Linked DNA regions of Homo sapiens: region 1 is linked to region 2. A link is an interaction called in ENCODE POLR2A ChIA-PET data of the cell type or tissue named here. Cell type or tissue: PC-9. All regions are shown on one strand. Links, peaks and the distances in the headings refer to the core of each region. The heading gives the core; the rest is flanking DNA. Region 1 has its middle 45 kb from the start of CITED4. Region 2 overlaps CTPS1 (CTP synthase 1).

The links. ChIA-PET counts read pairs that join two places held together with the same protein. Peaks named below come from ENCODE experiments on the same cell type or tissue, not always from the same donor. Only the 100,000 strongest peaks of a DNase experiment are listed, where the experiment ranks them.
Region 1: POLR2A ChIA-PET joins it to region 2 with 17 read pairs; 2 of 35 experiments call an interaction of 5 or more read pairs at or near these places.

The regions. Positions count from the first base shown.
Region 1 is chr1:40,900,225-40,915,201 of GRCh38, forward strand. No RefSeq gene overlaps it. Among named protein-coding and RNA genes, the nearest start is that of CITED4, 45 kb to the left of the region's middle. RefSeq lists a silencer at 2,293-2,587. In PC-9, for the core only: no CTCF peak of the experiment used is centred there; a DNase peak (open chromatin) is centred at 6,897; H3K27ac peaks cover 3,652 bases.
Region 2 is chr1:40,994,892-41,009,868 of GRCh38, forward strand. CTPS1 (CTP synthase 1) reads left to right here. Exons shown (of 19, transcript NM_001905.4): 8 at 1,026-1,177; 9 at 2,503-2,635; 10 at 6,138-6,226; 11 at 7,269-7,363; 12 at 8,223-8,285; 13 at 11,160-11,203; 14 at 12,558-12,654; 15 at 13,768-13,823; 16 at 13,903-13,999; 17 at 14,554-14,698. Among named protein-coding and RNA genes, the nearest start is that of SLFNL1-AS1, 12 kb to the right of the region's middle. RefSeq lists enhancers at 9,100-9,249, 11,994-13,193 and a silencer at 12,132-12,332. In PC-9, for the core only: a CTCF peak has its summit at 9,111; a DNase peak (open chromatin) is centred at 8,940.

The DNA.
Region 1 (14,977 bases), core at 2,318-10,317, 97 kb before region 2:
TGCAGCCTGAGAGACAGAATTAGATCCTATCAAAAAATAAAGTAAAATAGCCATTCACTAAGAACTACTATGAACCAGGTGGATTTCATACAAAAATCATCTCTGTTCCCAATATCCCAGCAAGGTGCCCATTTTACAGATGAGCAGACCAAAATGCAACCTGATGAAAGCACTTGCCCAAGGGCCCAGAACTAGCAAGCACAGAGCAAAGATGTGAACCTAGATTTGTTGGACTCCAGATCCTACCCCTTCTCAATGTTAAAGGCAAGGAAGCGGAGGCTCAGTAAGGTTCAAACCATGTCCAAGGTCATACCACCAGCAAGGCAAAGCCAGTTTTCAACCCAGGTCTGTCTAACCCTGCAACTTCTGTGTTTGCCGTATGCTACATTGTCTCAATAAACCTTTTTTTCATGGAGCAACTGGCTGATGCCAAATGACTACAACTGTATCTCAAACAGATAAAGATCCAGGACAGAAAGGGTCATGAACTATTATTACCATTATCATCAACGCTATTATTAATTGCTAACATAGCAGGGTCAGCATTTATACTGTATGATTCAGATTTGCAGAAATAAAACTTTCCTTCCACAACTGAACCCAACGCGATCACAACTCCTCTTCCCCTGATTTATTTCTGGGTTAAAATGTATTTTTTCATGACAACTAAATGCAGTGGGAGAGCGTGCATTTTCTTTTGCTTTAAAGGACATTTGGGGACAATTGGTAAAATCTGAAATAAGTCTACAGGTTAGATAATAGTCTTGTATAATGTTAATTCTCCAATTTTTAATTTTCGTGTTAAAAAAAAATTTTTTTTGAGACGGAGTTTTGCTCTTGTTGCCCAGGCTGGAGTGCAATGGTGCAACCTCGGCTCACTGCAACCTCCGTCTCCCAGGTTCAGGTGATTCTCCGGCCTCAGCCTCCCAAGCAGCTGGGATTACAGGCGCCCACCACCATGCCCAGCTAATTTTTGTGTTTTAGTAGAGACAGAGTTTCACCTCGTTGGTCAGGCTGGTCTCGAACTCCTGACCTCAGGTGATCCGCCTGCCTCAGCCTCCCAAAGTGCTGGGATTACAGGCGTGAGCTACCACGCCCGGCCTAAAAAATTTTTTTAAGATAGGGAGTCTCACTATGTTGGCCAGGCTGGTCTCCAGTTCCTGGCCTCAAGTGATCCTCCTGCCTCAGCCTCCCAAGGTGCTGGGATTATAGAGGTGTGAGCCAACATGCCCGGCCAATTCTCCAAGTTTGATAACTATACTGTGGATATGTAGGGTTACGTCCATGTTTTTAGGAAATACACACTAAAGTATTTAGGAACAAAAGGGCACTATGTGGACAACTTTTAAACATTTCAGAAAAAAATACACATGCACATGTGCACACAAACACAGAAGAATATAGCAGATATAGTAAAATGTTAACATTTAGGGAATTTGGATGAAGGGATTCAGAATTCTTTGCCTTACTCTTCCAACTTTTCTATAAATCTGAAATTATGTCAATACCAAAAAATTTAGACAAAAATATTTAGTCTTGTTTGGAAAAATCGTCAGCTCAGGATCTGAACTTGCTGTTAGGGTTGCTCGTCTCTCGGTGGTGCCTTCTCCTTCTGTCCAAGGATCACATCGGGTGGCAGAGGAGCCTTACCTAACACCTATGGGCTTGGGCCTAGGCTTCTGGGCTTGATGGCCCTATGGGCTGCCTTGCCCTCTGTGGTGTCTGGTGCCAGCTTCTCCCCATTGCTTCTCTGCTGGTGTCACTGGTCCTCTCTGGCTTTGGGCCTGGGCATACGTCACTCCTGAAGCCTCCAGCCACGGTGTCTGTTGCCAGAGCTGTGTGCTCTGAGCCCTCCTCATCCTGACCCCAAGCCTCTCACAGGTTCCTCAGGGCTTAGATGTGTCCTACTGGAAACTTCTGATGCTTACCCATGACCCACAAAGGCCTCAGGGGAGTCAGACGTTTGTATGAGTCAGTCTCATCAGGAACACAGAAAGCAGACTGGTTGCTTTAAGAGAGGGAATTGAATAGAAAGAATTGACTATTTCAACAGGAGTTTTGATGGAGACAAAGAAAAACAAAAAATTTTAAATGTTTTTAAAAGAACTGACTAAACATTAATTGACAGATGGAAAAGCCGGCGGCATGAGAGCGGAGGTAGTAACTGCAGGAAACAGACACCACCCCTAGGGAAGGGAGAACAAGGGAGGAAGTTAGGTGTCAGGACCTAGCAGCTGGGACCCAGACCCGGAGGAGGGCATGGCTGTAACTGGTGCTGGTGTCTCCGAGGGGCCACAGTGGGGCTGGTTCTGGGAAGGTGGGGAAAACCTAGAAACTAGAACCGCTTGCTGCTGGAACCAATTTCCTCTGCCAGGGTGAATGAAGGGCCATCGCTGAGGCGATGGTGACAGGATGGAACGGTATGCTGAGACCTTTCTTCCTGGGACCGCCTTGCACCCTCCAGGGTCCCCTATTGGCAGAGCCTATCCTGGAAACAGCTGACGGAACAGAAATAGGGTGGGCCCCAATGCCAGCCCCAGCGTCACCAGACGGCACATACAGGGATAGGTTTGGGGACAAGGGCTGATAGCTTCAGAACTGGTACGTGGAGGGAATGGGGAGCCGTGGGGCTGGGCCAGAGAGAACGTTGCTTCTCTCTCTCCCTCAATAGGCCTCACAGCCATTCCACCTCCCGTGGAAGGAGGCATACGCCCCTTAGTTCATTGGTCTTCTACTCCTTCCACTGGGCATTCACCCTAAGCAGATGAGACCTGAATCCCAGGCACTTGCTCTCTTTTCTATGTTTCTCAGTCCATCCAGGAAGAGTTTCTTGCCTGACCTGAGAAATTACCTACTTGATGACATCAGGGAAACTTTTATTCCTTGGGTCATCCAAGTTTCATCTCTTGATTTTTTTTCCTTTTACTTTTTATCCTCCTTGATCTGTTAATAAATCTCTTGATATTTAAAGAGAAGATTTTGAAAAAAATGTGTCTCTTCTGTATATATTGACTTTGTAGTTGAGTGCCTGGATCTTTAAAATAATTCTGCTTTGGACTTTTATAAGAGTCCCATTTGACATTCAAGGCTGAACAATGACTTCTTTCTCTCAGGCTATACTCCAGTGCCCCTTCAGACAATTGGTGAAGGGCCATTAAACAGAAAAAAAAAAAAGTTGGTGAGGAAGAAAAAGGCTCAATTAAAAAGCTCCAAATATGACCCTGCTCTACTACTGTGAACTGAGTACTATGTGCTTGGATGTGTTAAGGACGGAGGCCATTGCCATGTGAAGAAGGTAGGAAGGTCTCTTTGACTTCAAAGCCCTAGGTTTTCCCCACTGGGCTATCCCACTTTTCTGGGGCCATTTCTAGCCTTTTACCTTTTGATAAACTGAGGCCCAGGAGGCTACTATGCAAATCAGTATTGAATCCAAGTTCAGGAGCAGTCTAACTTGGGCAAGTCACGTAAGCTTACTTTATGTAAAACAGGGATGTTGTGAAGATTTGAGGTAATGGATGCAGAGTTTTGGGCACAGTGTCTAGAAAAAAGTGGGTATTTGATAAATGGTACTACTACTACTAATAACAATAATTAATGTTTATTGCCAGGCGTGGTGGCTCATGCCTGTAATCCTAGCACTTTGGGAGGCCAAGATGGGGGGATCACCTGAGGTCAGGAGTTCGAGACCAGCCTGGCCAACATGGCGAAACCCCGTCTCTACTAAAAATACAATAAATTAGCCGGGCGTGGTGGGACATACCTGTAGTCCCAGCTACATGGGAGGCTGAGGCAGGAGAATTGCTTGAACCCATGTGGTGGAGGTTACAGTGAGCCGAGATCGTGCCACTGCACTCTAGCCTGGGCTACAGAGCGAGACTCCATCTCAAAAATAACAATAATAATAATAATAAACTTTTATTGACTGGTTACTATGCCAGGCTCAGGGCTAAGCACTTTTCATGTGTGAATTATCTTCATTTAATTATTTGATTTAATTATTTTAATCCACTGCCTCCCTCCATTCCTGCTGGAACACACAGAACCTACCTTCCGTCTTCCCACCCTGACCCACTGAGAAACCTCAAGCTTTGGACTTGTCCATGCTGCCCTCTAACCCTAGATCACAGTTCTGAGTGTGAATACTGCCAGCCCAGAAGAGAACATTCATGCTGGATGCAGTGGCTCACACCTGTAATCCCAGCACTTTGGGAGGCTGAGGTGAGTGGATCACTTGAGTCCAGGAGTTTGAGACCAGCCTGAGCAACACGGCAAAACCTCATTTCTACAAAAAATACCAAAAAAAAAAAAATTATCCAGGCATGGTGGTGCACACCTGGAGTCCCAGCTATTTAGAAGGCTGAGGTGGGAGGCTCATTTGAGCCCAGGAGGCAGCAGTTGCAGTGAGCCGAGATCATGCCACTGCACTCCAGCCAGGGTGACAGAGTGAGACCCTGTCTCAAGAGAAAAGAAGGAGGACATCCATTGCACTCAACTGCACATGCATTGGGATGGTTGGAAACATCTGCATGACCTCCTGCTTTTTGTTAGTATTATTGTTGGATTCTTTCATCGAGCTATTTGCATGTTGTGTAAACTGCAGTTCCCAATATTTGTGAAAACATTTTGTTTGCTTGTTTGTTTAATTGGGGAATTTGAAGGCTTTGTGATTTTATTATTCTTGTTGGTTTTTTTGTTTGTTTGTTTTTGAGACAGGGTCTCACTCTGTCACCCAAGCTGGAGTGCAGTGGCGCGATTTTGGCTCACTGCAACCTCTGCCTCCTGAGCTCAAGAGATACTCCCACTTCAGTCTCCTGAGCAGCTGGGACTTCAGGCGAGCACCACCACACCCTGCTAATTTTTATATTATTATTATTATTATTATTATTATTGTACAGACAGAGTTTCGGTATGTTGCTGAGGCTGGTCTCAAACTCCTGGGTTCAAGCAATCCGCCTACGTCAGCCTCCCATAGTGTTGGGATTACAGATGTGAGCCACCGCACCAGGCTTCCTGTTGGTATTTTTAATCTATTATTTTGAAATGATTTTAGATTTACAGAAGAGTTGTAAAAGGGAACAGAGAGTTCCCATATAACTTTCACCCATCTTCCCTTTTTGTTACATAGCCATGGCAGGAAAATCAAAACTAAGAAATTGACATTGCCAGCTGGGCATAGTGGCACTTGCCTGTAATCCCAGCATTTTGGGAAGCTGAAGTGGGAGGATCACTGGAGACCAGGAGTTTGAGATTGCAGTGAGCTATGATTGTGTCACTGCACTTCAGCCTGGGCAACAGAGTGGGACTCTCTTAAAAAAAAATTGACATTACCACAACACTATTAACTACACAACTACAAATGTTATTTAGATTTTGCCAGTTTTTCCATGAATGTGCTTTTTCTGTGCCAGGATTCCAGCCAGTATATCATGTTGTATTTAACCATCATGTCTCCTTACTCGCTTCCAATCTGTGACAATTTCTTGGTCTTGTTTTTTCATGACCTTGGCACTTTTCTTTGGTGTTTTTTGTTTTTGTTTTTTCATTAGAGATGGGGTCTCAATTTATAAGCCAGGCTACAGTACAGTGGCACAATCATAGCTCACTGCTGCCTAGAATTCTTGGGCTTGAGGGATGCTCCCACATAGCTGGGGTTACAGGAACCTGCCACCGTACCTGGCTAATTTAAAAAATTTTTTTTTTTTTTTGTGGAGACAGAGTTTCTCCATCTTATCCAGACTGATCTTTAACTCCTGGGCTCAATCCATCCTCTTGCCTGGGCCTTCCAAGGTGTTGGGATTACAAATGTGAGCCACTGCACCTGGCTTATTGGCAGTTTTTTATTTTATCTTATTTTATTTATTTATTTATTTATTTATTTATTTATTTATTTATTTGAGACAGAGTCTCACTCTGTTACCCAGGCTAGAGTGCAGTGGCAAGATCTCGGCTCATTGCAACCTCTACCTCCTGGGCTCAAGTGATTCTCCTGCCTCAGCCTCCCGAGTAGCTGGGATTACAGGCATGCACCACCACACCCAGCTAGTTTTTGTACTTTTAGTAGAGAGCGGGCTTCACCATGTTGGCCAGGCTGGTCTCGAACACCTGACCTCAAGTGATCCACCACCTCAACTTCCCAAAATGCTGGGATTAGAGGTGTGAGCCACCGCGCCCAGCCCCATTGGCACTTTTGAAGAGTACTGGTTGGGAATTTTGTAGAATGTCCCTGAGGCTTTGTCTGATATTTCTCACTAGACTGGAGTCATGGATTTTGGGGAATACCACAGAGGGGGAAGCATCCCTCACCTTAAATAATATCTGGGGATATATGAGATCAGCATAACTTGTTGCTGGTGATGTTAACCTTAATCACTTGGTTAAGGTTATGTCTGCCAAGTTTCTCTGTTGTGAAGTTGCCATTTTTCCTCTTTCCATACTCTAGAAGCAAGTCACTAAGTCCAGTCCGCACCAAAGGGGAAAAGAATTAAGTCCCACTTCCCAGAGGAGGTGTATCAAAGAATCTGTGGACATCTGTTAAAACCACCATGGTCATTAATATTTTGAAGAAAATGCTTTAAGGCTATCCAAATGTTGTGTTGCTCCTTAACATTTCATTCACTCTTTTAGCATTCATCAGTGGATCTTGCCTTTTTAACATAAATAATGTCACATTAGCCATTGTTTGACAAAATACATAATGTCAATAAGCTATTGTGAAATCAGGTCTTGTATTGTACTAACCACAATAAAATCTACACGGTCTAGATGAATTTAAAAGGTATTGCATTCAGGGCTGATTCAGAGCTGGGACCTGTGGCCATATTAGCTTAATTATTGAAATACATCTGTCCCTACTCTGTTCTAAGTCCCATTTCTGCCCAACTCTTGGGAAACCTCTCCACAGTTAAAAACAACTTTCTAGACATTTCTGTTAAGTATACTGTGGTATTATGACATATATTGGTTTTTGTGCACAGTTCCGGGTTCATAACTCCCATAGCCCTTGTTACAGTCTTTTGTTACAATGTTGGGCGTGTTAGGCCTCAGGGGCAGGCCTCAGGAAACAGAATCTCTCTTTCTTCTGCCCTCCTTTCATCTGCCCCAAGGCAGGCCTCTAATCTACCCCCACCTTTCTGACTATGAGTATTAAGACCCTGTACACACTGAGGAAAGGAATGCTGATGTCATGAAGCTTCTATAAAAACCCAAAAGGGCCAGGTGTGGTGGCTCACACCTGTAACCCCAGCACTTTGGGAGGCTGAGGTGGAAGGCTTGAGCCCAGGAGTTTGAAACTAGCCTGGGCAACATAATGGAACCTGGCCTCTACCAAAAAAAAAATTAAAAAATTAGCCAGGCATGATGGTAAAAGTCTTTAGTCCTAGCTACTTGGGTGGCTGAGGTAGGAGGATCACTTGAGCCCAGGAGGTCAAGGCTGCAGTGAGCTGTTATCCATGCCACTGCACTCCAGCCTGGGCCACAGAGCAAAAACTTGTCTACAAAAAAAGAGAAAACATGGCCAGGCACAGTGGCTCAAGCCTGTAATCCCAGCACTTTGGGAGGCCAAGACAGGAGGATCACCTGAGGTCAGGAGTTCTAGACCAGCCTGGTCAACATGGCGAAACCCCATCTCTAGTAAAAACACAAAAAATTAGCTGGGCGTGGTGGTGGGCGCCTGTAGTCCCAGCTACTTGGGAGGCTGAGGCAGGACAATCTCTTGAACCTGGGAGGCAGAGGTTGCAGTGAGCCGAGATCATGTCACTCCACTCCAGCTTGGGCAACAGAGCAAGACTCTGTCAAAAAAAAAGAAAGAAAGAAGGAAAGAAGGAAGGAAGGAAAGAAGGGAGGGAGGGAAGGAGAAAGGAAGGAAGGAGAAGAGAGAGAAAGAGAGAGAAAGAAAATAAAAATAAAAAACAAAACAAAAATACCCAAGAGGACTGGGTTGGGAGAGCTCCGGGTAGCTGAACACGTGGAGGTTCCTGGAGGGTGATGTGCCCAGGGAGGACATGGAAGCTCTGAGTCCCTTCTCCCATACTTTGCCCTCCACGTCTCTTCATCTGTATCCCTTGTAACATCCTTTATAATAAAGCAGTTAACATGTTTCCCTGAGTTCTGTGAGCCGCTCCTGCAAATTAATCCAACCCAAAAAGGGGGTCATGGGACCACAACTTGAAGCCAATCCCCGCACTGGCTTCAGGAAGTTTTGGAGGCCCGGACTTGCAACTATTTCCCAGGGACTAGGGAAAAAGAGAAGAGAAGTGTCTAGGGATGGGAGGACCGTCCTGGGGACTGAGCTCTCAACTGTGGGATCTCACGTTATCTGCAAAGAGACAGTGTTGGAATTGAATTGGAGGACATCCAGCTGCTGTCCGCTGGTTGGTGTCTCAGGAAAACTTCCCCTCACATTTGATCACAGAAGTCTTCTCTGTTGATTGTTGTGGTGTGTGAGAGTAGGAGAAAAACACGGTTTGGATAGAGTTTTTTTTTCCAACACAAGTACATATCAGAGTTTTATTACAATCTTGCTTCAAGGGGAAAGGTCTCTAGTGGGCCAATCCAAAGATTCACTCCTGGAAGGGACATTTTATGAGAAAAGAGAATGGCCAGCATAATTATTATTAGATGAACAAGAAAAAGAACATATCACCCTATATCATTAAGGCAAGGACATGGGCTTTGGTACTACTTTGTTATTCCCCATGATCCAGTAACTAAAGCAGCAGTGCCTGGCTCAGGACCAGAATGCTGCCCGCCTCTCACCCCTAGCTTGGGGTTGGGCCAGCCTCCATTCTGATGGTCAGCCCTGTGCTGGAATGGTTGTTAATTACTTGACTAGTGTCCAAGTTTTGGGTATCCACAAAACAAGACATATTAATTATTATTATCATTATTGAGATGGAGTTTTGCTCTTGTTGCCCAGGATGGAGTCCAATGGTGCAATCTCGGCTCACTGCAACCTCCGCTTCCCGGGTTCAAGTGATTCTCCTGCCTCAGCTTCCCGAGTAGCTGGAATTACAGGCATGTGCCACCAGGCCCAGCTAATTTTGTATTTTTAGTAGAGATGGGGTTTCTCCATGTTGGTCAGGATGGTCTCGAACTCCCGGCCTCAGGTGATCCACCCACCTCAGCCTCCCAGAATGCTGGGATTAAAGGCATGAGCCACCGTGCCCGGCCCTTTATTATTATTATTTTGAGACAGGGTCTGTCTGTCACCCAGGCTGGAGTCCCATGACGCAATCAGAACTCAATGCAGGCTTAACTTCCCTGGCTTAAGCGATCCTCCTGCTTGAGTAGCTGGGACTACAGGCATGCGCCACCATGCCTGGTTATTTTTTTTTTTTCAGTAGATATGGGATCTCGCTATGTTGTCCAGGCCAGTCTTGAACTCCCAGGCTCAAGCGATCCTCCTGCCTCATTCTCCCAAAGTACTGGGATTACAGGCATGAACCACCATACCTGGCCAAAACGAGGCATATTAAATAATCAGTCTACAGTTTGGTTCAGGCATAGTTTGATTTGGTTCAGAGAAAGCAGTCTTTAGAGCCAGCAAGAGTAGGTTTTGAAAACCAGTATCGAATACAAGTTCTGGAACAGTCTAGCATTGGGCAAGTCATGTAAGCTCATTTTATATAAAATGGAGATGTCATGAGGATTTGAGATCATAAATGTGAAGTTTCTGACACAGTCCCTGGGAAATAATAGCTATTTGATAAACGGTAGTACTATTAATAATAAAAATAGTAGTAATTAATAAACATCTATTGGCTAGTTACTATGTCAGGCACAGAGCTAAACACTTTGCATATGTTAATTATTTTAATTCTCACATTAAATCTATGAGTTAGATGCCTTTAGTATCACCCCCACTCTATAAATAATGAACTTGAGGCTCAGAGAATTCAAGTAACACATTTTAAGATCACACACAGCCAGGCGCAGTGACTCACGCCTGTAATCCCAGCACTTTGGGAGGCCAAGGTGGGTGGATCACCAGGTCAGAGTTCAAGACCAGCCTGACCAACATGGTGAAACCTCGTCTCTACTAAAAAAACAAAAATTAGCAGGGCATGGTGGCGCATGCCTGTAATCCCAGCTACTCGGGAGGCTGAGGCAGGAGAATTGCTTGAACCCATTATGCAGAGGTTGCAGTGAGCCAAGATTGCGCCGTTGCATTCCAGCCTGGGTGACAGAGCGAGACTCCGTCTCAAAAAAAAAAAAGAAAAAAAAATCACACTACTAGGCCAGGTGCTGTGGCTCACGCCTGTAATACCAACACTTTGGGAGGTTGGGGTGTGAGGATCACCTGAGGTCAGGAGTTCAAGAACAGCCTGGCCAACATGGTGAAACCTTGTCTCTACTAAAAATACAAAAAAAAAATTAGCTGGGTGTGGTGGCACACGCCTGTAATCCCAGCTACTTGGGAGGCTGAGGCAGGAGAATCACATGAACCTGGGGGGCAGAGGTTGCAGTGAGCCAAGACCGCACCACTGCACTCCAGCCTGGGTGGCAGAGTGAGACTTTATCTCAAAAAAAAAACAAACAAAACAAACAAAAATTACACAGATGCAATGTTGGTGGAGCTGAGATTCAAACCCAGGCAGCCTGGTGTCAGCACCTCTATAATAAACATGCAATAAACATGAGCACCCTCTAATCCCTTGCAACAACTCTAAGCCTTCCAGAATTCTACAGCCTGCAGGTTGGGAGCTCCTGCTATAGACCTGACAGAGGCCTTTGGCTACTTAATGAAATATTCTGACACCAGGAGGGTTGCATAGTTATTTTTCTAACTTTACAGCAAGAGGAAGACAGGTCAAAAAAAAAAAAAACAGATTTATGCAGTTACCCAGAAACAGAGATATTTGGCTGACAAGGTACGACTGTTCAGAAATAGTCATTGGACAGTACTTTCCCCCAAAACACTGTCTCAAGGTCCCTGTCAGAGGTGTTCAAACCAGAGGACTCCATTTTGAGTGAGGGCAAGGAAAATGAGGCTGGGACTTGCTGGGCTGCCTTCCCAGAAAATCAGGCATTCCTAGCCTCTAGATGTTTACGGTTAAGGGAGCAAATTAACAATGTTTACTAAAACAAACCCAGACTTGGGAGTGTGCAGGTATCTCGATATCTGGAGAATGAAGGCATTCCTAATTTTGTTTTAAAGATAAAATCGATTCTTGCAAAACACAGTAATTAAGAAAATTAATTATTTATCACAAACCCTTGTAACAGAGCACATCTCATATATGCAAGCATGGCACCTAAGGTGGATGCATTCCTCCTCTTACTTTCAGGAACATCCTGTTCTATGGAGTAGCTGTCCTTTTGCCACTGTACTTTCTTAATAAACTTGCTTTTGCTTTGCGCTGTGCGCTTGCCCTGAATTCCTTCTTGCATAAGATCCAAGAACACTCTCTTGGGGTCTGGATTGGGACCCCTTTCCTGTAACATCCCCATTCGAGAATTACTGTCTCGGTGGCCGGGCGGGCGCAGTGGCTCATGCCTGTAATCCCAGCACTTTCGGAGGCCGAGGCGGGCGGATCACAAGGTCAGGAGATCGAGACCATCCTGGCAAACACGGTGAAACCCCGTCTCTACTAAAAATACAAAAAAATTAGCCGGGCGTGGTGGCGGGTGCCTGTAGTCCCAGCTACTCGGGAGGCTGAGGCAGGAGAATGGTATGAACCTGGGGGGCAGAGCTTGCAGTGAGTGGAGATCGCGCCACTGCACTCCAGCCTGGGCGACAGAGCAAGACTCTGTCTCAAAAAAAAAAAAAAAAAAAAAAAAGAGAATTACTGTCTCTTCTACTTTCCTAGATGTCACAAAACCTCCTAAAATTCTGAAGATAACAAATTGTTACAAAAAGAAACTTTTTTTAAAAAAAGAAAAAATAAATACATAAAAAAGAAAAAATCAGGACTTCTCTTTCATAAAAAATGAAAATGGGAGTAATCTGCTAAAAAATTATTTTTTTTTCCTGGTTTAGCATAAAAGGTTCCAAAAACTCCCCCTTGTCTCTCCCGCCGAGGGTAAGGTGGGAAGCAAGGTGGATCCTCCATGACCCACCTCCATCCCCACAAGTGAACTTTTTTGTTTCTAAGTTCTGGGCCCTGCTTAGGGGCAACTCAGGATCTATTGTTTAAGAGGAGTTGTCCAAACCTTTCAAAGTGGGAATGAGAGGCCCACTCCCACAGTATGGGTCCTGGGACACTAAGAGTCCCAGCCAGGACCCAGCGTGGTGCCCAGGCTGATGCCCCGCCGGCTCTCACTGCTTAGAGCATGATGGAGAGTTCACCAGAGTGAGGAGGGCCACACTGGAGAGCCAGAGCCATGCCCCCTGGCAGAGAAGGTGGCATCAGATGACTGTCCCATGGGCTTTAAGACTCTTTTCCCCATTTTGGGAGTGAAAGAGCAGGTTCACTTCTCTTGGATTTTAGAAGTTCTGGCTGTTCTTGAATGACCCAAATTGTCAGAGTGTTGAGGGAGGAGAGGCACTGCCCACAAAGGATGATCTTGGACTTTGTGCCAGTCTCACCAGGGGGTACTCAAGTCACATTTGTTTATTTTATTTTATTTTATTTTATTTTATTTTATTTTATATTATTTCTTATTTTATTTTATTTTATTTTGTTTTTTGAGATGGAGCTTCGCTCTTGTTGTCCAGGTTGGAGTGCAATGGTGCAATCTTGGCTCACTGCAACCTCTGCCTCCCGGGTTCAAGCAATTCTCCTGCCTCAGCCTCCTGAGTAGCTGGAATTACACAGGCATGCACCACCATGCCCGGCTAATTTTGTATTTTTTTAGTAGAGACAGTGTTTCTCCATGTTGGTGAGGCTGGTCTCGAACTCCTGACCTCAGGTGATCCGCCCACCTTGTCCTGGCAAAGTGCTGGGATTACAGGTGTGAGCCACCGCGCCCAGCCTTTTTATTTATTTTTAAATTGTATTATATTTAGAGACAGGTCCCTCAGCTGGGCTCAGTGGCTCATGCCTGTAATCCCATCCCAACACTTTGGGAGGCCGAGGCAGGTGGATCACCTGAGTCCAGGAGTTTGAGACCAGCCTGGGCGACATGGTGAAACCCTGTCTCTATTTTTAAAAAATAAATAAATGAATAAAATAGAGACAGGTCTCACTCTGCCACCCAGGCTGGAGTGCAGTGGCATGACTACAGCCCACTGCAGCCTCAACCCCCTGGGCTCAAGTGATTCTCCCAACTCAGCCTCCCAAGTAGCTGGCACTACAGGAATGTGCCACCAGACCCGACTAATGTTTTTGCTTTTTGTAGAGACAGATCTCTCTATGTTGCCCAGCCAGGTCTTGAACACCTAGCCTCAAGTGATCCTCCTGCCTTGGCCCTGGAAGCACTAGGATTACAGGTGTGAGCCACAGTCCCTGCTCAACACTTTAAATTCAATTTCAATAAGAACAATTTTAGGCCAGGAGCAGTGGCTCACACTTGTAATCCCAGCACTTTTCGAGGCCAAGGTAGGAGGATCACTTGAGGCCAGGAGTTCAAGACCAGCCTGGGCAACATAGAGAGACCTTGTCTCAATTAAAAATATGTATATGAAAACAATTTTTTTGGCCAGGCATGGTGGCTAACACCTGTAATCCCAACACTTTGGGAGGCCAAGGCGGGCGAATCACTTGAGGTCAGGAGTTTGAGACCAGCCTGGCTAACATGGTGAAACCCCGTCTCTACTAAAAATAAAAAAATCAGCCGGGTGTGGTGGCGGACACCTGTAATCCCAGCTACTCAGGAGGCTGAGGCAGAAGAATCACTTGAGGTGGAGGTTGCAGTGAGCCGAGATCGCACCACTGCGCTCCAGCCTTGGCAAAAAGAGCAAAACTCCATCTCAAAAAAAAAAATAATAATAAAAGAAAGAAAGAAATATTTTTAAGTACTTTGAGGCCAGGCGCAGTGGCTTATGCCTGTAATCCCAGGACTTTGGGAAGCAAAGGCAGGAGGATCACTTGAAGCCAGGAGTTTGAGACCAGCCTGGCCAACATGGTGAAACCCCATCTGTACTGAAAACATACAAAAATTAGCCGGGCACATTAGCTGGGTACATACAAATTGGTGGCGCATACCTGTAATCCCAGCTACTCAGGAGGCTGAGGTATGAGAATCACTTGAACCAGAGAGGCAGGAGTTGCAGTGAGCCAAGATCGTGCCACTGCACTCCAGCCTGAATGACAGAGACCCTGTCTCAAAAAAAAGAAAAGAGAGAGAGAAAGAGAGAGAAAGAAAGAGAGAAAGAGAAAGAAAGAAAGAAAGAAAAAAGAAAGAAAGAAAGAAAGAAAGAAAGAAAGAAAGAAAGAAGGAAAGAAAGAGTGAAAGTTACTTTGAGAATTCTTTTTCAGTGCAGAAGCATATAACAATGACTTTCTGCTGTATCACCCCACCGGGGTACAGCGACATCTGGAATGGGGACTTGGCAAGACTTGGCACACCAAATCACCAAGCTTTTCTTCATCCCCATCACCCATTCATGCTTAATTCACTTGGGAACCCACAAAGCTCCTTTGTGTGCGGTGAGCCAGAGCATCCGGATATTTGGAAGGGCCTGGGCTGGTGTGGTCCTCTGAGCAAGCAGAGGGTACAGAGAGTCACTTCTGCTGATGAGGTGGGAGCCAGGAAAAACAGAACTAGGAGGAAAAATAACCTGCCACCAAAAAGCTCCGGTCTTATGGAAAAGCAGTATCACTTTTGAGGATCCCTCATATGACACATGGAACTTTCATTATTCATTGTGTTTCGAGACAAAAGATCTTTCTGTTTCTGCTCTATGCTGAAACATTCTAAAATTATTTGGAGATGGAAACCAGTTTTGAAAGCCCCAGGTACATCCTCTGTTGGCAACCGACAACCATCCTAACAGAGGGCCTAGCACATTATCCCACACCCCGACAGTTAATTCAAGGCCATAAAGCAAGTTTTACTGAAGATTTCATCAGAAGAGGGAAGACAGAGTTACACTGCA
Region 2 (14,977 bases), core at 4,528-12,527:
CATCTACTGAGGGAATTGTTTTCCTCCTTAATCTGTTTTCTATTTATGTGGTGAATTCCACTGTTAAATTTCCTAACACAGTAGTTCTCAAACTTGACTGCACACTGGAATCACTTGGGGAGCTTTAAAAATACTGATGCCTGCCTCCTACCCCACAAGATCCTAATTCAAGTGGTCTGGGGTGCAGCATGGGCTTTTGACCTTTTATAAGCTCTGAATGATTCCAATATGCAGCTGAGTTTGAGAACCACTGTTCCTAGTTAAGCCATTCATAGGTTCGTGGACATGATTTTTTTAAAGCTACATTTGTGATTTGGATCATGAATTATTATTATTATTATTTTTAAGACAGGTTCTGGCTCTGTTGCCCAGGCTGGAGTACAGTGATGCGATCTTGGCTCACTGCAACCTCCAACTCCCAGGCTCAAGTGATCCTCCCACCTCAGCCTCCCGAGTAGCTGGGACCATGGGCACATGCCACCACACCCAGCTAATTTTTTGGGTGTTTTTTTTTTTTTTTGAGACAGAGTCTCACTCTGTCACCCAGACTGGAGTGCAGTGGCACAATCTCAGCTCACTACAGCTTCAAGCTCCCAGGCTCAAGTGATTCTCCCACCTCAGCTACCCCCCAGTTAGCTGAGACTACATGCACATGCCCACCATGCCTGGCTAAATTTTGTATTTTTTTGTAGAGACAGTGTTTTACCATATTGCCCAGTCTGGTCTTGAACTCCTGAGCTCGAGCAATCCTCCTGCCATGGCCTCCCAAAGTACTAGGATTATAAGCATAAGCCACCTTGCCCAGCCATGAATTTTTTTTAAAGGACTTTTGCATCCATGTTCATAATAGATTGGCCACTAATTTTCTATTCTATTCTTGAGTCTGTTTTAGTAGTTTATCTAGAAAATTGTCCTTTTTTCTGTTTTCAAATACATAATATTTTTACAAGGTCACGTAGCTAGTAGGAGGCTGTAAGCCTGGTGAGTTTTTGCTTTTATTTAATAACTTGCTTTTTTCTAAACAGGTGATCTGTGTCCACGATGTCTCATCCATCTACCGAGTCCCCTTGTTGTTAGAGGAGCAAGGGGTTGTAGATTATTTTCTTCGAAGACTTGACCTTCCTATTGAGAGGCAGCCAAGAAAAATGCTGATGAAATGGAAAGAGATGGCTGACAGGTTTGCCTGCAATGAGGAGCTGGGAGTGCTAGCCTCCTTTACTCTTTTGTAGGGCTGGTGAAGCCGACTCTAGCCCTAGCACTTTTGTACTTTTGCACTTCTGCCATCCACTCATTAGAAGAGCCTTTGTAGTAAGAGATGTTCAGAAAGGATCTTAGCTGTCACGTAGCTGTGGCACAGATGAGGAGATCCTGATAGGGCCAGGCCAGGTGCCGGGCCTCCAGACAATGAGTTCGGGTTATGTCTTAACACGCTTGTCTCTTACCAACTAGATCAGTGCAGATGGGCGTCCTGGTGGCAGCGGGTGAGTGTGCATATCCAAAGCCCACACGAATGGCTGACAGTGGCTGGAGCACTCCTGGGTACCACTCCAGAGTTCTGAGCTGTGTTTGGGAATGTGTCTCACCCCACACCAGAAAGGGATCACATTAGGACGGGGATGTGTTGCTGCCTACTCCACTACATCCTTTTAAGGCTCGGTGATGCTGTCACATTCCTTCAGAAATCTTCACTTCGTGTCTTAGAGCAATGGGCAGGCCTTATCTTAGTTGCAAGATCAATATGATGGCCTAGAAGCATTTGGAGAGGGCATACTCATTCCGTTGCTCTGTGAGAATCATTTTTCATTTCAACATTTTCCTTTCAGTCTTTGTCTGCTTACATATAGCTATCAGAATGGCAGTTTTATCATCCTTTTTCATAAAACATTATAAGCATTTTGCTCTGTTATTATATTTTACAATGAAAACTTTTAATGAGTGTGGACTTTTCTATTTTGTGAATGTCCCATAATTTGTTTGACACTTGCCTTCACCCCATTAATTCTTGTGAATTGTCTATGTCTGTTATTTTTTTTGGTCTTTGGTATGAAAAAAATTTTTTGTAGGCAAATTTGTGTGAGACGTTGAAACTCTTTGTAAGTTTCAAAACAAAAACAAAAAAAAAATTTTTCTTTACAAAGCCTGCCATGTTGATCTGAAAATTACTTCCTCTTTACTGGTCTGTACACAGAACTCAGATAATAGCTATTCCCGTTATATTCTTCCCAGGTGTGTTTTTGTTGTTTTTTGTGGGGGTTTTTTGAGGCAGGGTCTCACACTGTTGCCCAGGCTGTAGTGCAGTGGTGCAGTCAGCTCACTGTAACCTCCAACTCCTGGGCTCAAGATCCCCCCGCCTCAGCCTTTCAAAGTGCTGGGATTATAGGATTATGGGCGTGAGCTCATCCTGGCCAGACGTGGTTTTTTTTCCCTTGAAATAGCTATTTTGGTCTCATGATAGCGTGTACCTTCTGAGTAATTGGGTTTTTCTTGACGTTTATTTGATAGATATGATCGCTTGCTGGAGACCTGCTCTATTGCCCTTGTGGGCAAATACACGAAGTTCTCAGACTCCTATGCCTCTGTCATTAAGGCTCTGGAGCATTCTGCACTGGCCATCAACCACAAATTGGAAATCAAGGTAAGGAGGGTGGCACAGGTACAGCCAAAGGATGAGCAGGGAAGCAGTCTGTAGTCTCGTAGGTGCTGTGTCATATCTGCTTTCTGTTTGGAGCTCAGAATTACTTTTTAAGGAATTACTTTTTAAGGATTAAAAAGATTTGTGGTTGCTTCGTGGCTTTGAGAAGACAGTAGAGCATTTTCAGGAATTAATGAAGGGGAGAGATGGCTAGAGGAGAGGGTGAGAGAGACTTGAGTTCTTGGCTATGACTATCAGGTAACCAAATAAAATGCCCTGTGGAAATGGGGACCACTGATGGACCACAGGCATGCTGCACAGTTGATAGCTGGAGGCTCTTGGAGACTTTGTTGGCATGTGGGCTGCCTTTCCTAACCTGTGCTTATCACTTATTGCAGAGTGGGAATGACAGTATTGACCTCACGGAGCTGTGAGGTTTCTCTGGGATGCAGGGCAGGCACTCAGTAAATGGTAGTTACTGTGTTCTGGTCTGTGCCATGGCGGGCAGCAGCTGAGCTGGTGGAATGGTGGGGCATGGCCCTGCTTGTCTGTGGGTGGCAGTAGAGTGTCATGGTTAAGAGCATGGATGCCGTGGCTAGGCGCGTTGGCTCATGCCTGTAATCCCAGCACTTTGGGAGGCCGAGGTGGGCAGATCACGAGGTCAGGAGATTGAGACCGTTCTGGCTAACACGGTGAAACCCTGTCTCTACTTACAATACAAAACATTAGCCAGGCATGGTGGCATGTGCCTGTAGTCCTAGCTACTTGGGAGGCTGAGGCAGGAGAATTGCTTGAACCTGGGAGGTGGAGGTTGCAGTGAGCCGAGATTGCACCTCTGCACTCCAGCCTGGGCAACAGAGTGAGACTCTGTCTAAAAAAAAAAAAAAAAAAAAAAAAAACATGGATGCCTGAGCCCGGTGACCAGGGCTCAGATTCTAGCTCTGTCATCTACAAGCGGTGAGACCTAGACAACTTACTTAACCCTCTTTGTGCCTCAGTTTCCACATTGTTAAAAAGGGATGGTGATGGTGCCTTCCTCCTAGGGTTGTTGTAAGAAGTTCATGAATACAAAGTGCTGAGAATTATGCCTGGCATATGGTAAGCACTATGTCAGCTGTCGTTAAACCCTCCCTTCTGCCTGTCCCCTTTATTCCTTTTCTTCCTGGCCCATCAGCTGAAGCTTTTCAGGAAGAGATGAAGGTCAGAGGTAAAGTTGGGGCTCAGTGCTGAGGTTGTTAAACAGGCCCCATGTAGCTGTCCCCACATTGGGGTTTGCTTTCTACTTCCCAGGTGTTTCTCAGCGTGAGAGTTTAGTTTGCTTTGTGCTGCTGGACAGGTTCCTGCAGAATGGCCTGTTGTACGAGTTTTAAGAATTTAAATCCCATTACACAGCCCTGACTTCTTATTTGCTAGTTCTTTCCATCATTCATTTATTTTATCCACTTGGAGTTAGTCTGTGGCTGCCATGTGTTTGTCAGGTGGCAGAGGATGAGAGATGGATGAAAAGGCAACGGTCTCCGCCTTTAAGGAATATTGAGTCTCTTAGGAAGGAAGGAGCACATAGGAGAGGCTGAACCTGCTGTGGCAGACACATGAGGAAGGCAGACTTCCTCATGGAGGGACACCAGGTTGGGTTGGGTAGGATGGAGAAGGCTCGGAAGGGGCATTCCTGTTAGAATAGATAGAGCACGTCCAAGGGCTTGGAGATGTGGAGCAGTTGGAAACACTGTGGATGGAAATTGTGAATTGGAGGCTGTCTGGAGACAGGCTGGTGAGGGCCTGCCCACAATTCCATGAACTGGGCCAAATCTGGGTCTTACCCTGAGGTTCAGGAAACTAACTGCAGGGTTTAGGTAGGAGATTGTAGAAAAGTGGTGAACACCCTAATTTAAAAAGTGGGCACGAGATTTGAACAGACACTTCCAAAAAAAGATGTAGGTGATAAACACGAAAAGGTGCTCAACACCTCTAGTTAGGGAAATCAGTGCAGATGAAGTCACAATGAGATAGTGACACAAACCCCCTAGAGCGGCTGAGTGTTAGAGAGGCTGTGGAGCTCTTACCTTGCTGCCGGGAGTGTAAAATGGCACCACCACACTAGAAAACAGTCTGGTAGTTTCTTATCAAGGTAGAGACGTGTGATCCAATAAGTCCATTCCCAGATACTCACTTGAGAGACTTGAAAACGTCCACAAAAAAAGATTTTTATTCAAATGGACAAATTATTCGTAATAGCTGAAATCTCGAAACAACCCAAATATTTATAGCCTGTCAATGGATCAATTTGTAATGGTTTATTTATATAGTAGAAACCACTCAGCAATGAAAAGGAAGAAACCAGGCTGAACACTGACTGGCTCAAGCCCATAATCCCAACACTTAGGGAGGCTCTGCTGTGGGAGGATCGCCTAAGACCAGTAGTTCGAGAGCAGCCTGGTCAACATAGCGAGACCCCCGTCTCTGCAAAAAAAAGTTAAAAAAGAAAAGGAACAAACAACTGATAAACACAGCAACATGGATGAACTTCAAAAACACTAAGCAAAAGAAGCCAGACACAAAAGGTTATATACTATTTGGCTCCATTTATATGATGTTCTATAAGAGGCAAAACGAATCTGTGATGATAGAAATTGGATCTGAGGTTGTTTGGGGTAGGAGGTAGAGGGGCACATTCTGGGAAGATGGTAACTTATGTTTTGTTTTGTTTTGTTTTGTTTTGTTTTGTTTTGTTTTGTTTGAGATGGAGTCTCGCTCTGTCACCCAGGCTGGAGTGCAGTGGCATGATCCCAGTTCACTGCAACCTCTGCCTTCCAGGTTCAAGCAGTTCTCCTGCCTCAGCCTCTTGGGTAGCTGGGACTACAGGTGCATGCCACCACACCCAGCTATTTTTTTTTTTTTTTTGTATTTTTAGTAGAGATGGGGTTTCACCATGTTTGCCAGGCTAGTCTCGAACTCCTGACCTCAAGTGATCCACCCGCCTCGGCCTTCCAAAGTGCTGGGATTATAGGTGTGAGCCACCACGCCCGGCTCATTCTATATCTTGGTGTGTATGTTTGACAAAACTCTTCAAAGTATGCACTTAAAATGCTTGTATTTTATTGTATGTGAATTATGCTTCAATATGGTAGAAAGAAAAAGAAAAAACCCACAAAAGCTGGGCGGAAGATGGGCTGAGGAGGCTGTCATTGAACAGAAAGCCCTCTAGAGTCTGCTGCAGAGGCTTAGCTGAGACCCGATCCTGAACACAGTAGAGTGCAGAAAGAGAGAGATTTGGGAATTTAATGATTTTGAAGGAAACTGTTGTATTTTAAAACCTCATATTTAAAAAATGTTTAAGTTATTAAATATATTAAGTTGATCACTTTAAAGCCAGTATTAAGATGATCACTTTAAAGCCAGAATCAAGAAAGACAACTTTGATAAAATGATAATATTATTTAAAAATTAAGAACGCACAGCCTGGGGTCACGAGCCTGCTTTTCTCCCCTGTCTGAATAACATCCAGTACATAGATTCTGCGGACTTGGAGCCCATCACCTCGCAAGAAGAGCCCGTGCGCTACCACGAAGCTTGGCAGAAGCTCTGTAGTGCTCAGTGAGTAGAGTTCGCTGCCTTGGGTTTCCAGAGTTCTTTTGGTTTGTTTTAATGAAAAAGTCCTCTTGTTTTCATGTGCCAGTAGTAGGTAATTGACTTGTTAAAATATTTTTTAATTGTTGAAAAGACTACATGCCATCTGATTTAATCCTTAAAAAATGCAGCTTGTCAATATCATTGGATCTGAAAAGCTGCTCTGATTTTGATATTGTTTGCCATATGCATCTATTGATGAGGCTCATTTAAGGATTTTTCATCCAGAACATTTGATGAGTACCCATCAGTAGAGTCTCATCAGTTGTTTTGGCAGCTGTTATTTATAATAGTAAAACATTAGCAAGAATTTCTGGTTCACTAGAACAGTTGAATATTACGGAGGTGTACACCTTCTTCTGAGTGTCTTGGTCAGTACGGCACACAGAGCTGATGAAGAAAGGCCCCCTTAGGGGAGCATTTTAAGCCAAGAGGTAAGATAAATTGTTAATATTAATATATGTATTTAAAATTTTGGGCTGGGCACAGTGGCTCATGCCTGTAATCCTAAAACTTTGAGAGGCTGAGGTGGGAGGATTGCTTGAGCCCAAGAGTTCAAGACCAGCCCAGGCAACATAGGGAGACCCTGTTTCTACAACAAAAACAACAAAACCAGCTGGGTGTGGTCCCAGCTCCTTGGGAGATCAAGGCTGCAGTGAGCTGTGATCACACCACTGCACTCCAGCCTGGGTAACAGTGTGAGACCCTGTCTCAAGAAAAAAAAATTGTGAACAACTCAGTACCAAAGATAGTGCAGTGGCAGTATTACAATTATGTATACTATCTTTTTCACTTGCAATAAGCATGTTCTTAAGTTACTAAGAAAAGTCCATAGTTTCATATGCAGTTTCTAAGTTGATAGTGTTTACATACAATTCATTGTCACAGTAGCACAATGTATGGGGTTAATTCATGGCTTCAGTGTCTTGGTAATGGCCCGTTAGGCGATTATTGCAAGTTGGACTGGTAGAAAAGGGGAATTGCCTTTGTGGTTTGTTCTTTTGTGCAGTGGAGTGCTGGTTCCAGGAGGATTTGGTGTTCGAGGAACAGAAGGAAAAATCCAAGCAATTGCCTGGGCTCGGAATCAGAAAAAGCCTTTTTTGGGTAAGGAGCTCTGCAGTGCAGTCTTCACTTAAGAGTAGGAAAGAGTGGGGAACGGTGCCACGTGGGAGCCTATGAACAAAGTGGGGGGATTACTGAAACATGCTGTCTTTGTGGATAGGAGCTCAAGTAGAAGCCTTCATGTTTTCTCTTTAGAGACAAATTCAGTCTTGGAAAGCTTATTTATGCTTATGAGCTACATGTAGATGTCGTGGAATTTTGAGAGAATGAATTGTGAATTCCTGTCCATTTAATGAACCCAGCTGTTTGTAGCACACGTGAGGTTGAGTTTTATATCTGCTCACTTGGCACAACAGCTGACTGTAATTGGACAAAATGATTTTGCATGCCTCCTGGTGCTGTACATTTTAGTAATTTTCAACTTGAACAATTATAAATAAAAACTTAATGAGAGAGGGTAAGAAAACTTGAATTTTAAAGTACTGAGGCTAGGCACGGTGGTTCACACCTGTAAACCCAACACTTGTGGAGGCTGAGGCAGGAGGGTTGCTGGATCCCAGAAATTTGAGGCTGTAGTGAGCCAAGATCTCTCCACTGCACTCCAGAGTGGGCAACAGCAAGACCCTGTCTGGGGGGAAAAAAGTACTGAATAGAATATCACTTACTTCTAAAATCGGATAACTTTGCAAATCTAGAATTTTCATCTACTTTACATGCAGTTTTTGAAATCTAATACAAGTAAAGTGTAACAGCAGAGAGTACTTGTTCATAGCAGGAAGTTATGAGTTTGCAATTATAATTCTCCAAATAAAGGACACAAAGGCCATTGCAGAGGCTGCTGGGAAAAGTAGGAGCTGCCTTTTCAATGGAGTTTTGTTTGTTTTTTCCCCCCGACTGGAAGGCGTGTGCTTAGGGATGCAGTTGGCAGTGGTTGAATTCTCAAGAAACGTGCTGGGATGGCAAGGTAAGCGTGCATTAAGACACTCATTCAATTCCCGCTTGTGTATTTCTGGAGGATATGAGGCCTGTTGCCGCCTGGGTGATCAGGAGCTTTGGAGAAGGGCAGGCCTGGGTTCCTAGCACCTCATGGTGTGCCGTAAGGGAGCTGCCTTGCCTCTTGAGGAACAGCACGGCTCCTCCATGCAGGAAGGAGGGAGCACAGCCAGACTCCCTCCTTTGCCTTCTGCCTCTGTGTTCCTGTTCTTGAGATTCTGTCACTTTGATCACCGTGGCCACCATCCTGAAGCTGGTGCCTGGTGTGAAGTCCTTGTCCTAAGTGAGGCTTGGGCAGTTATTATGAGAACCTGGGCTCTGGAGCTATTGAAACTGGGCTCAGATTCCAACCTTACCGCTTATGGGTGATTTTAAGCAATTTACTTAGCCTTTATGGGCCTCCGTTTTTTCTGTAAAATGGGAGTAATAAAGGTACGTACTTCACATGATTAAGGGAGATAATGTATGTAAATAGTCTCTAGTAGTGCCTGGAAAATAGGGAAATGCTCAGATAATATCAGCTCTTCGCCTAGCTGTGTATTACTATGTGACAGACCTCCCTAAAGCTCAGTGGCTCCCAACAGCAGTGACTTCTCATCTCAGTATTCTGTGGTTTGGCTCAGTGCCTGGGTTTCAGCTGCACGTGGTGTACTATCTGAGATGGCACACTCCTGCCTTGTGTTCAGCTGTGAGCTCGGCCCAGCCGGGACGTCAAGATGCTGTCTCCACCTAGTGGCTCATCATTCATTAATCCAGCCCAAGCTTCCTCACACAGGGTGGGCAGCTGGACTCCAAAATGACAGGCCTGTTATGCAGGCACTTATCAGGCCTGCTGATGTCCCGTTGGCCAAAACAAGTCACGTGGCCAAGCCCCGAGCCGGCAGGGGAGGAGAACACACATGGGTGTGAAGACTGAGCATGCTGCACTGGGGCCACCCTGGAATGGTCCACCACAGCCCATTTATTCTCTGTAGCCCACCCGACAAATACTAGATTTTCAGAAAGACCTTGTAAATTCTGTGGAAAATAAAGTAACCTGAAGGAATGTAAAAGCAGTTTGACTTTATAAAGAACAAGTGACTCTGGTGGCCAGCATATGGTTTAGGGCTGGGTTTCATTCACCCTTTCCCTGAGAGGCTGCTTCACAGTGACCTGGCGGTGTGGCTTAGTTTGGTAGACAGCATGCCCTTGAGTGCTGGCTTCTGAGTCCTGAGAGGCACTGTCTTATCACCCGCCACCCCAGAGCTGGCTTTCTGGTCTCCCTGGATCCTTCACAGCCCCAGACCTCTGCCTCTCACTTAGGTTCCCAAATGGGTAGGTGCTTTGGTGATGAGCTTACACTTCAGTTGAGACTGGACCCTGGTTCAGGCCAGGAGGAGAACAGTGCCCAGCGTTCACATAGTACCAGGAACTTGGTCCTTTGCCTTTTGGTCTTTAGTGGTTTTGCTTTGGTTAGACGGTAAGTTCAATGAAGGTTAGAAAGGTTGAGTTGAAATCAGTTCATTTCTGACTGAGCTATTGAGTGAAACAGTTGAGTAGGGCTTTGTATTAGCTGCTGAAGATGAAAGAAGTATAGAAGAAATAGTACTTGTTTATCTCAGAGAGACAAGAGTCTGAAACATTAAGACAATATAAAAACTTGGCTGGGCATGGTGGTTCAGGCCTGTAATCCCAGCACTTTGGGAGGCTGAGTTGGGTTAATCACTTGAGGCCAGGAGGTCGAGACCAGCCTGGCCAACATGGAAAAACCCCATCTCTACTAAAAATACAAAAAATAACCAGGTGTGGTGGTGTGCGCCTGTAATCCCAGCTACTTGGGAGGCCAAGACATGAGAATCACTTGAATTCTGGAGGTGTAGGTTGCAGTGAGCCAAGATTGTGCCACTGCACTCCATTCTGGGTGACATAGTGAGACTCTTGTCTTAAAACACAAACAAACAATATAAGAACTGTCACAGGCGGGGCGCAGTGGCTCACGCCTGTAATCCCAGCACTTTGGGAGGCCGAGGCAGGCAGATCACCTGAGGTCAGGAGTTCGAGACCAGCCTGACCAACATGGAGAAACCCCGTCTCTACTAAAAATACAAAGTTAGCTGGGCATGGTGGTGTATACCTGTAATCCCAGCTACTCGGGAGGCTGAGACAGGAGAATCGCTTGAGACCTGGAGGTGGAGGTTTTGGTGCCGAGATCACGCCATTGCACTCCAGCCTGCCCACACTTGTTGCCCACAAGTGTGAAATTCTGTCTCAAAAAAAAAAAACTGTCAAAGATACAGTATCTAATTAAAAATTACTAGGTTATGCCATTAGTTTTGATTTTCCCATTTTGTACTGATTGACTTTCCAGAGAGTTATACTTAACGTAAAAAAATTCACGTGTGTGTGGGTTGAGTATTTTATGTCTTAAAAATGCTATTTATTGCCGGTCTGGTGGCTTGCACCTGTAATCCCAGTACTTTGGGATGCCAAAGCAGGAGGATTGCTTGAGCCCAGGTGTTTGAGACTAGCCTGGCAATATAGCCTTTGTCTCTCCAAAAAATGAAAAAAAATTAGCTGGATGTGGTAGTGTGCCCCTGTAGTTTGACCTTCTTGGGAGGCTGAGGCTGGCGGATTGCTTGAACCTGGGAGTTCAAGGCTGCAGTGAGCTATGATCGCACCACTGCACTCCAGCCTGGACAACAGTGAGATCTCGTCTGGGGATGAGGTCAGGGGGATGCTATCTTTAGTTTTTGTTCTAATCACTGATCTTAAACTGAGGAGGGAAGTTGTGTTTAGAGCTTAGCAATGAAACTATTAATCACTTTCGTTTGTAACTATTTTCATAACAAGTATTTTGGTATTTCAGATGCCAATTCTACAGAGTTTGACCCTACGACCAGTCATCCCGTGGTGAGTCAAGTGTTTGAACCTCCACAGGGCTTAGAAGGGTGTAGAAGGGGCATTTATGAACGTGATTGATGATTAGAGACAAGAAGTGAGACTGCTTGAGTCCATCCCAAAGAACCCTGAGGTTTTGGGCACTCAGACCTACCAGAGAGGAAAAACTTTTCTTTTTCATTATGTAATTCCTCCCTAATCTTTCATTGACCACAGAAAGTTTTTAAGACAGGTACCAGCCCAGGAAACTGGAGGGGATTCCTGATTAAAATTCTTCTCCATCCCTACTCCCCTCAACTCCCAGAACACAGTATAGATACTAATATGAGACCCTGGCATGTGTACTTACTGTGTGCCAGCCGCTGCTCTCACTGCTTTCATATGTATATTTTATATTAATTCATGGGATCCCCAGCCATAGTCCTGGGAGAACTGCTGGGTTGGAGCACTGGTTGGCTTAACCGTATCCAAAGATTTTCCAGGCTGGCGTACCTTGCGTTAGATTTCATGCCGAGGGCATGTGGCATTCTCAGCCCGCTGTACTGTTAGGCACATGGAGGAGGGACGATGCCTTTAATCACCTTTGAATTCCCAGCCCAGGGTGACAGGGATGTAAAGGGAAGGGCACTTATTTACGTTTTTCAGCAGTCAGCAAATGTGAATGCGTACTATATGCTGGGACTGCCCTTGTCACTGAGGACACCGTGCTAAATGAGACGGACAAAGTTCTTGATCTCACGGCACTTAGACAGCATCACTGTGTTTGTTGACCTGAAATTGAACTTTGCTGATACTAAGGCCTCAGGAGTGGACCAGCAAATGTTTTGCAGCATGGGGCTTTGGGGTCAGGAGGAACAGGGCACAGAGAGCCTGGAATCAGAAGGTGCCTGGGAACGCTGGGCTGAGAGGTGGACTGGGCCATCAGTGCATGGCCCACCCAGTCCTCAGATGCTTGCTAAGCTGCAGGGTGCTAGCCCTGCATCCCTTGCCTTTGAGCAGTCATCAGGCTAGCTGGGGCGATGACAGACATGTTATGACACATCCAGTCCGTGTCTGTGCTACTGTATCAGTCTTTCTAAGGAAGTGATGCTTACCGTCCACAGTGCTGGGGCGGGACTAGCCTGAGGAGGGGCTGCTGTGGTCCTGTCTGCAGATCAGGAGGACAGGCTGAAGGACGGAGCCTCCACCCAACCGAGGTTACAAATGCCAACTGGGAGGCATTTTCTTCTGTGACAAAATGTCTCATAAGGAAAGCCTGGAGAATTAGAGCTTACTTACAAGCCTTTGCCACCCACTCAGCGAGGGAGGTTTCTCTCTAGCGGAAGCAGAGTTCTGTAGTTGGTGTCTGTTTTCTGAACATCTCCAGGTCGTAGACATGCCAGAACACAACCCAGGGCAGATGGGCGGAACCATGAGGCTGGGCAAGAGGAGAACCCTGTTCCAGACCAAGAACTCAGTCATGAGTAAGAGCTGCCTCACGCTGGCCCAGCCTTTGGCTCTGCGTGCCCAGGACGCGTGTCTTAGGGTGATGCTGTGGCTTCGAGGAGCAGGCTGGCTTTTTTTGGTTTCGTTCTTGCTTTTGAAGTTCATTCTTTCCTCTCTTATTCATACCCTTTTAGGATGCACTGTGATAGCCATAGAAGCAGTGTGGGTCTTAGAAAGGACACTGGCAGTGCAGTCAGACTCCTAGGCATGGGCGCCTCAACAGAATGAGGCAGTGAGGTTACATTCATCCTTATCGGTTACTTTCCTATTAAGACCAGCCATATCAATTGCTGATGTTTGGCAATTTTTGTCACACAAAGATGGCAATTTCATATGATTCAGCCTAAGTAGATTCTGTTCTAATAAAGTACTAATAGATGCTGAAGGTTTAGGGTAGTTTTCGGAGGAAAATAGTTAAGAAAATGACTATTACACAGATTTCCTTCTTGTCTACTGGGAAAATTCTGCCTTTACTGTATTAGCAGAGGCACCCTTGTGTCTGTCTGGGCGTTCTGTAGCAGCATAGCTGGAGTCACTTGAGTATCGGATCTTTCTCTTACCAACTCTGATGTTCTGTGGATTTGGGGATCTCGAGGCAACTGTGAAATGAGTCAGTAGAGCAGCCCGTTCGCAAATGTCCAGCTTGTTCACATGCAGCCACTGAGGGCTGATGACCTTTGATGACCATGATTGGAACTGAATGATCATCAGAGGTCATCTGTGCAGCTCTTAAAATGCCTCCCATCCTGCCACGTTCCCAGGGCCTTGCCGTTTCGTACATCCTGATTTGCTTTCCAAGGCAGTTTTCTAGCAGCAAAGTGCCCATACTTTGCAATCATGTGTTTGAGGGTGGTGGTGAGAGTCTTGTTTCTGTTACAGCTTTCTGTAGTGTTGTCAGAAAGAGTCAAAAGCCCAAGAATTAGTCTAAACTGTGTTGTTAAGAGCAGGTGACCTTAGCAGATTCATAGAAATAGCCCTCAAAAGACCTGGCTGTGTGGATGATGAAAAGTAAAGCAGGAAGGAGGATGTCTTTGTGAACGCATCATCCTGTGAGATAAAGTTCTTTACATACAGCCCGTTTGTTTTGCCAGGGAAACTCTATGGAGACGCAGACTACTTGGAAGAGAGGCACCGCCACCGATTTGAGGTGAGGATTCCAGCTTGCTGGTACTCTGGAAAGATAGTGAGCTGAGAGACCAGCAGAATTATTTTTCATGCCTCAACAGGTGAATCCAGTCTGGAAAAAGTGTTTGGAAGAACAAGGCTTGAAGTTTGTTGGCCAAGATGTTGAAGGAGAGAGAATGGAAATTGTGGAGTTAGAAGGTGATTATTCGGGCAGTTTTATTTAATGGAAAACTTAGTAAAGTTTTCTTGGCATATGGGAAAATATAAAAATGTTATCTTGTTGCTCCTGACCTAACAGAATTAGGAAGCAGCACTGTCTCATGAGGGAAGGGGTCTTGATAAACATGGGGTCTGGACTCTAGAAACTTCTTTCTGGTACATGGCCTTCCTCGGGGAGCCATTTAACTTCTGGCCGCAGTTTCTCCTTCTCCAAAATGCTTGGAGTTGGTACTAAAGCCACTTCAGCCCTCTCCTGAACCGCAAGACTCAGTCTACAGAAATCCTGGGAGCCAGGGTCTTGGGCGGGACCCTGGACAGGAGGCCTTCAGCCAGGAGGGGACAGCACAAACCGTGCTGAGAAAGGGTATCAGATCACTCATGCTTTGAGGTTCCCTTTATCTAGATTCAAATGAGAAAGTCATTTTCAAATTATTTTAGGGCCTATGGAAACAAACATTTAAGCAGATTTTGTTCTTTTACACTTTGTGCATAACCTTCACAATGAAGCTGTTTCTTTTGAATCTCTATTTCAGATCATCCCTTTTTTGTTGGGGTTCAGTACCACCCTGAGTTCCTGTCCAGGCCTATCAAGCCCTCCCCACCATACTTTGGCCTCCTCCTGGCCTCTGTGGGGCGGCTCTCACATTACCTCCAGAAAGGCTGCAGGCTCTCACCCAGGTAGGCGCACTCTTTGCTTCAGTAATCCATTAGTCTTCTCTAGTCCTTTAGGTGGTCGCTGATTCATTACAGCAACACGTCACAGTCAGTCATAAGAAAAAAAAGCCACAGGCGCCTGGGGTGAAAGTTTCCTCTCCTTTCCCGGAGCTTTCTCACGGTGTTTCCCTGGCATATTGGCCAGGTCCCCCTTTCTGCAGCATCTGAGCTCTGGTGGTGCTGACCAGATCACACTTGGCGTAGGACCCTCTGGTCCATGTTAAGGGGAACTAGTTTTTCCTG